Linked DNA regions of Homo sapiens: region 1 is linked to region 2. A link is a contact called in ENCODE Hi-C or POLR2A ChIA-PET data. All regions are on one chromosome and are shown on one strand. The core of a region is the stretch at or near the end of the contact, and the rest is flanking DNA. Distances in the headings are between cores, read along the strand shown.

Region 1 (4,104 bases), core at 1,074-3,573, 40 kb after region 2:
TCCCAAGGCTTTAAGACATTGGGAGAGGACTGTTGATAAGCATGGGCTGTGTCTCCTTTGGTTTGAGCTAGTTTGCTTTTAAAAGCTTGTTAAAATGACTTAATGATTCAGAAAACCCATTGTTCTACTGCTGGGTAAGCAGGAAGGGATGGGTGAGTTTAGGTTTATTGGGCTTGTGAGTGCCATGGGCCAGGTAGGCTGCTGGGAGCTTTGTGTGCATCCTCTTGTTTAGTGTTGGACATTTGTCCCCATTCACAGTCAAGGAAACCAAGGTTCAGAGAGCCAAGTGGCCTTTCCCAGGTGACACAACCAGGAAGGGCCAGGGCCAGGATGTGAACTGAAGTCCCCCTGTGTCTAACTCCACTGCCTTGCAGAACAGGCCACATTCTTTTTCTTCTGCCTGTGGAGACCACGGCACAGTCTCCTAAAAGTGACCTCAAACTCCATCAGAGGCTCAGAGGACTGAGAGTCCAGTGGTCAAGGTACACCTAGCCAGGAGCAATCTTTATTTTTTAGTTTGGGGAGAATTTGATATTTACTAAGCAAACTGCCAAGCCTGTGAGCTTGAGGAAGGAAGTTTATGAAGAAACACTGTGCCTCCCTGCAGATGTCTTTCAGGCTTGGAGCTCCAGACAGGAAGCCCTCTGCTGCCCTAAAGAGGAGGTGGTCAAGAGGGAATTTGCAGAATAGAGCAAGATGGTGACTTTTGACACAAGTCCTTTAAGGCAGGGGTCCCCAGCCCCTGGGCCACAGACCAGTAGGAACCGGGCTGCACAGCAGGAGGTGAGTGGTGGGTGATCAAGTGAAGCTTCATCTGTATTTACAGCCACTCCCCATAGCTGGCATTACCACCTGAGCTCTGCCACCTGTCAGATCAGTGGTGACATTAGATTCTCATAGGGGTGCAGACCCTATTGTGGACTGTGCATACAAGGGATCTAGGTTGCACATTCCCTATGAGAATCTAATGCCTGATGATCTGTCACTGTCTCCCATCACCCTCAGATTGGACTGTCTAGTTGCAGGAAAACAAGCTCAGGGCTCCCACTGATTCTACATTGTGGTAAGTTGTATAATTATTTCATTATGTATTACAATGTAATAATAATAGAAATAAAGTGCACAATAAATGTGATGTGCTTGAGTCATCCTGAAACCACCCCACTTCCACCTTGATCCGTGGAAAAATTGTCTTCCATTAAACTGGTCCCTGGTGCCAAAAAGGTTGGGGACTGCTGCTTTGAAGAGTTTGCCTGTGAGGAAAACATGAGAGGGACAAGGCATAGTTCTGTGGGAAGGCCTAATCCCCCTTCTCTTTTTCTTATGGTGTCCTAACCTCCTGCTTCCGTTATGATCCCTGAGCATGCAGAATTTTATGATGTGGTGAAGTTTCACTTCCACCAATGTTCTTTATTAATATCATGAACTAAGCATGCATTAATTGCCTTCCTAGCCTCTTGAGATTTTTTTATAATAAGGAAACATTTTAAGAATGAAAAGCAATTGCAAAGATATGGAATCAACCTAATGCCCATCAACTGATGAATGCATTGATAAAGAAAATGTGGTATATATACACCAAGGAATACTACTCAGCCACTAAAAAGAAAAAAATGATGTCTTTTTTGGCAACTTGGATGGAACTAGAAGCCATAATTCTAAGTGAAGTAACTCAGGAATGGAAAACCAAAAACCTAGTTCTCACTTATAAGTGGAAGCTAAGCTATAGGTATGCAAAGGCATGCAGAGTTGTATAATGGACATTGGAGACTCAGAAGGAGGGTAAAGGATGAAAAACTACTTACTGGGTACAATGTACACTACTTGGGTGACAGGTGCAGTAAAATCCTACTTCAGCACTATATAATTTGTCCACATAACCAAAAATGCTTGTACCTCTAAAGCTATTGAAATTAAAATTTTTTTAAATCTGTTAAATCTATTTAAGAAAAAAAGGATAATGGAAGAATTCCTTTCATATTAAACTTATATTCCTTTTATATTGAACTTACAAACAGATATTTATTCAGGCATTGGATGAGTGATCTATGACCTTTGTTTTATAAGTTTAACCTGCTGGGCTCAAAGCTTTAAAAGTCCCGGAGGGCCTGAGGCAGTGGTGACATTTTCTGTGGTGGGGTGCTGGGCTTCATTGAAATGCACACATAAAACCTTGGAATGTGCGTGGACTGCTGGGGAGCAGAGGCTGGCCAGGCTGAGGGAGGGGGCCACACCACACAAAGGACACACAGTCACATTCCTCCCGGGCCACCCAGCAGCCTTGGTGGCTGCTTGCCATCTGGCAGTGCTCTCGGTATTTTCCTGGATTCCTTGGGGCAAAGGAAACATAGTGACCTGGCAGACTTGGCTCCTGGCTCAGTGGCAAGGCCAGAGCTGTAGAAGTGGTTTATGGAGGAGATTGCACTTAAAATATCACTCTAGCCCATCCTTCCCTGTCATCATACAAGTTAACCAGCATCCTGGGACAAGGCTAGGCATCCAGAGGGCCGGATGTGGGGAAGACTCTTGCAATGCCGTGTTTTAAGTCCATTGCTTCCAGGTGTGTGGCAGTGTCCTTTCCAGCCACTAGATTGGGAATGCAATGAGGGAAGGGAGTTGGGTGAAGAGTTTAGTTAATAAATATTGGGTACCTAATGAGGATTGTCTATGCCTCGAGCTGCCACGGGTTCCTTCTGAAGAGTGCTAGGGTTTCTCTGAAGAAGCCCAAGTCCCACATTGAACTAAGTGTCCTCTCTCTGCAGAGTGCTGTGCCAGCAGCTGGCAAGCAAGCATGTTTATGAGTTAGTGATCTTTTGATAAGAGCTCATTCCTGAAAGGCAAATGGAAACTTCCACCTAGAACTCAGGCCAGGTCAGGAGGTGAGAGTATGGAAAAATAACACCAAGTGCAGGCACAAAACTGGAGAAGACAAAATAGTAAGGGAGCTGCAATTGGGGAAGTTAAAAAGGGCCTCATGGTCAACAAATCAGAGACAAGAGAAGGACAAGTGACACTTTTGACACCTTTATACCTTCAGCAAAAGCTGATACTCTCAGAACCTAAAATAGCAGAGAAGTCAAATGTTTCATCTCATAAAAAAAAACGCTAAACTTAACCACAAAACTGTTTAAGATTATACCTTGTGAAATACAAAGTAAAAAGTTAGAATAGGGAAAAAAATCAGAATAGAATAAGGAAGGAAAGGCTAGAGTATTAATTAAGATAAATTAAAAATTTTAGATTTTAATTCAGTTTGTCCTAGCATTTTTAAGAAAACAAAGATGATTTTGGAGGGCATAACAAGTCATTCTAACTCATATCCCTGAAAATGTAGGAGAATAAATTATCCACATGGGAATAATGAGCATTTGGAAGCACATGTGGTGCTAGTTTCATTGTGCAAAACACGAAATACATTATACCAATGTCATATTCATTTATGGCAGGGAGACTAGTTAGATGAGGGAAGGCGTACATCTGAACTGGCTGATGTTCTCAAACATCCACGCTATTGGACATTCCCAAGAAGCTGGAAATGTACAATCTGAAATGAACGTGCTCCTTCCATGAGTTCAATAAAGGGCCAATGGATCTCACCTAAAAGGATGTTTTGCTCAGAATGAACTTGCTGGACATGCTTTGCCTATCACAGGGCTCTAATACCACGGAATTACAATAAGACCTCATTGTTTATATGAGGGGCCAAAGCATCAAATTCCTACAGGGGTCAGATAGGTGATCTAAAGGAACTAAGTGGTGCAGGCATGAATGTGGCCAGAGAGCAGGGTGGGTGGCCTGGCCACAGGGACAGCTGTTTGTTACTCCTCTCCAGCCAGCTCCCTGCACAGGGGTGATGCCATGCTGAGCCAGTGCCAAGTGGTCAGCTGAGTTTTCAAGAGGCCAGCTTTTCAGATTTTAGGGAAATCTGTAATTTTTAAACATCTGTTTTTAAACATCGAAGATATGGACGTGGGGCTACCAACGGCTTTAAACTTTAGAGTGAAAAAGATAGGTGAATGTTTGCTGGCTCGTTGGTGTGAAATGAAAGACATTTCTTAAAAAAAAGCAAGCCATTTTATGAAAAAAAAGTTTTTCTTTTATCAT
Region 2 (3,899 bases), core at 225-2,724:
TTCCTTCTCTGCCAGTAATGAGCCTGGAACTTGAAGGAGGGCAAGGTACATTCCTTGTGGTATTTATGAGGGAGGAGACCCATGTCTTTGGAAAGTGGACGTTGGCATAAATGCTTTCCTTCATGGGGGGTGAATTTTCCTACTTAAGTTCACTAGCTAGCCCGTGCATTCGCCCTCTTCCTCCTCTCCATGTTATTCTTGTTGGCGAAAGTGTATGATGTACTTTCTGTTTCTAAGATAGAAAATATGATGTACTTTCTGTTTCTAAGATAGAAAGTGTATGATGTACTTTCTGTTTCTAAGATAGAAAGTGTATGATGTACTTTCTGTTTCTACGAAACTTGGAGTTTACTTGTGGGGAAAGTCAAAGACACATGAACATTGAAATATTAGTAGAAACAATTAAATAGCAACAGAAGTTAATAAAAGGCGAAGGGCTAAATGGAATGCACAGAACCTGCTGTGGAAGGTAGGTGAGGGGAGGACTGGACCGGAGTCATGTGGAATGATTCTGTGGACCTAAGTATTGGGAGTTCTTGTGGATTTAGAGTTGGCAAGAGTGGGTGGACAAACTTGGCAGGGAGACTGGTGTGCACAGAGGCAGGGGGTTGGGAAGAGGCAAGGTGGGCCAGGGGCTTGAGATGTCGGTGTAAGAGTCTAGGGGCTGGAGTCCTGTGGGAGAGAAAGCTCAAATGCCAGTAGCCAGGTTGAGTTTGGGTATTCCATATACAAAGGGGGAACATCTAAGTCTTTGAGGAATATAATAATGATTGATTTTGGAGGTTAAACTGGCAGGATGCAGAAAGCGTTGGAAGGGGAAATATTGTAAGCATGGAGCCTGGGAGGTTTCGCCACAATCCTGGTGAGTGTGGCAGGGTTGGTGGCTGTAGAAGGGAAATGAAGAGGCAGATTAGAGAATAGTTTTGAAAGAACACTCGTGACTTGACTGCCTATGAGGAAAGCCTACTGGCATTTTATGCAAGTATAAATTATGTGCATTTGAGGTAGTCCAGCATAAAACTATCGAAAAAGATATTTTATATGAGAAATTTAGAAATAACCCCAAATCCTTTCTTCTCATCGGTGGCAGAGTCAACTCTCATGGCACAGGTTTTCACACTTTGAAAAATTGATCCATTCACACAAAAAGTGATTCTTTCAGTAAGAAAATCTGACTTTTCTGTTGACAGTATGCTTTATAAAGGTAGAGATATGTTCTCATGAAATAAAAGTCACCGAATGGATATTGTGCTGGCCCCTAGTGAGGAGGAGCTGGGCTGGGCTGGTGTGGCGTTCCTTTGGGTGGTGTTCTACTTTCCTGGTAGCATTATCATTGTTTCTGGCTCCAGAATGTCTCCTCTGTCACCTAGGTAAACACCAGTCAGGAAATGTCAGATCCCATGGGGTGACTGGGTGAGCCACTCACTCCCATGTATTACTAACCTTTGTTCCTGATGAGCGTTTCCTGAACTCTTTGGGGGCATGTTTCACGTGTGTGTCATAACAGATGTTCCTTGAAGAATTATGCTTGAGAAATGCTGCAGGTTTTATTTCCCTCACCCTGATCTTCTCTGCAGCTCATAGCACACATCAGCTTATTTATGGCTCTTGGGCAAGTGAGCAAACTAGTTTGACGTTGTTGACTCCAGCTTTTCCTATACTTATTTGACCATGGACCACTATTTTTGCACTATGCTTACTAAAATCTGAGCGGTGAGTTCTGGGGAAAATAGGGCTGGGAATGGAGTTTTTCCCAGTGGCATCTCTGGTAGCACCCTAGTCCCTTCAATGAATGAGCAAATGAATGTTCACGAGGCCCTTGCTCTGTGTTGTCACTATACAAGGTGATTTGCTTGTATTCTCACATTCAAACCTCAACAAGCCTCTTAGGTGGATTTAAGGATACAAGGCTCACATGAGTTAGGACACTTGCCCAAAGTTACATAGTTAGGAAATGACAGGCCCAGAGCTGGAGTCCAGATCAACTCCAAGTCCAGTGTGGGACGCCATTGCTAGCTCCCTGGTGAGAATTTTGGGTTCAGTCAGTAAAACAGCAGCCATTTCATCACAGAGGTTTCATACTTCACCACTTAAACAAATACAAATGTTTCTGTTGGTAAAATAAACCTCCCAGGTCTTCTCAGAGACCATCTAGCCCATTGTGGTCAGAAAAGAAGCTTTGAACAAGGTGAATTTGCAATGATTGGTTTTTAGCCCTTTTCCAGGGAGAGGATGAGTCCCTGTTCTTCCTGATGCTCTCTCTTCCTTTGTGTGGAGCAGTACGGGCTTTCCTGGACCTGCTCATCCAGCCTTGCCTCCCTGCATTCAGTTTCCCAAGCCGGTGTCCCACCCACCCTCACTGACCTGCAACTGTGTCCTCATGCCCTTCCCTTGTGAATGATAGCTCAAAATGGTGAAAGAGGAACTCAGTCATCTGCTGAGCATTATTGTGTAACGCTAGATATTGATATGAGAAAATGGAGCAGAGCCGTGAAGATAGTTGCCTGTTTTTCCAGTTGCCTAATGGGTTGTTAGACTCCCTGATAGACCTAGGAATTTACAAGTTGCCCAGAATGTTTCAATTTCTTTTTCCTGCTTCATCTTTTCAGTATTTGTGCCAGTTTGACCAGCAGAGCAGAAGGCCAGAGCCGTTCTCTGTGCTGTCAAATCTGTTCTGAGTGTATCATCTTGAGGGAGTACGTGTTGGTCCATCTTTTATTCTCAATTTCCTCTCACCTGTCTAGAGGCAGAGGGATGTCACCTTCTCCCCCCTAAAACTGGAGTTTTATGAGACAGAGTTAGCTGTGAGCAGTTTTCCTCTAGTACTGAGGCAGGACCATTAAATTGTTCTCTACTGCTGTTTGCTTCTATGTTTTGTTAGTAACCATTAATTAGTTTTAAAGATTTAGAAACTAAAACAGATGGGGGAAAATGCTCCAGCTTGTGTAAGATCACATTCTTCAGTCACTTTTATTGCATGTGAAGAAAAAGGAGAATCACCCTAAAGTGAAATTCACAGGTTAACTCCAAGTCTTCTTTGAATAATCCAGCCTGCAAATATTCATTTATTATTCATCTGCAATGTGCAAGGCACCATGAAACATCTTTGACATCAAAAATCATTGTACCACATCCTACCAGATTAGCTTGTGTATTCTATTCATGAATCCAGACCTTCTGATCGGGACCCTTCTGGGACATCAAAGGTCAGCCTCAGGGTTAGGCACACATTGGTGTGCAGAGGATTGGAGAGCTATCACAAGGCAAGGGGATTTTTGAGGCTGACAATTCAAATCCAGTCTCTGGCAGCAGCATAGTCCCTTAAACAAATTAACAAATAAACGTTTACTAGGCCCCCTGCCCTGTGTGCCACTCTGCAAGCTGATTTACATGTGTTCTCTCTCAAATCTCAAAACAACCCTCTGAGAGAGATCTGAGGTAACTGAGGCTCAGATAAGTTAGGGAACTTGTCTAAGCTTATATAGAAAATGGCAGGGTGAGGACTGCAGCCCAGATCAACACTAAGTTCAGCGTGTAAGCCATCGCCCCCTCTCTAATGGGAAGTTTGGGTTCAGTTCAGTAAGTGCAGTGGGGTGAGGTCCAGAACCTTCTCTGGGCTTTTCTAAATGTGCTCCAGTGGAGAGGGAACTATAGATGGAACTTCAGAGCAGCTGGAATCTGGGGCTGTGGTGCTTAGGTGTTCCCTGAGTGGTAGAACCTCTCCTTATTTAAAAAAAATTCTTTTAAATTTGCTACATCAGTTTCTTCTGGAAAACTGGGAATGGTTATGAGTTCATAGCTCCTCTCAGCCAGATTTAATGGTTTCAACACACCGGATCAACTGTACTTTAAAAAGTACAAATGCCTGGGTCCTATCCCCAGAGCTCTTCAGCCTGGGA

The links. Hi-C counts contacts between places; a loop is a spot of excess contacts on that map. ChIA-PET counts read pairs that join two places held with the same protein, here RNA polymerase II (POLR2A). Pooled maps may share reads with other maps.
Region 1: a map of PC-9 shows a loop between it and region 2 (9-fold over the local background). The contact joins two enhancer-like sites. A Hi-C loop is called at or near these places in 12 of 168 maps with a recorded cell type or tissue (HCT116, HepG2, PC-3 and 5 more), 1 of 37 single-sample maps with no recorded cell type and 8 of 50 pooled maps. POLR2A ChIA-PET finds 5 or more read pairs at or near these places in 2 of 52 experiments (OCI-LY7 and activated CD8-positive, alpha-beta memory T cell).

Annotation. Positions count from the first base shown.
Region 1 is chr9:83,430,575-83,434,678 of GRCh38, reverse strand. All of the region lies in intron 1 of FRMD3 (FERM domain containing 3), which reads left to right. Among named protein-coding and RNA genes, the nearest start is that of FRMD3, 110 kb to the left of the region's middle. RefSeq lists a silencer at 2,111-2,405. Within about 2 kb of position 2,323, at least 22 of the 41 ENCODE cell types and tissues checked have a DNase peak (open chromatin) inside an H3K27ac peak, as active enhancers do; they include PC-3, PC-9, gastrocnemius medialis and 1 more, where a contact is called at or near this core.
Region 2 is chr9:83,469,951-83,473,849 of GRCh38, reverse strand. All of the region lies in intron 1 of FRMD3 (FERM domain containing 3), which reads left to right. Among named protein-coding and RNA genes, the nearest start is that of FRMD3, 67 kb to the left of the region's middle. RefSeq lists enhancers at 118-207, 258-417. Within about 2 kb of position 1,474, at least 9 of the 41 ENCODE cell types and tissues checked have a DNase peak (open chromatin) inside an H3K27ac peak, as active enhancers do; they include PC-3, PC-9, gastrocnemius medialis and 1 more, where a contact is called at or near this core.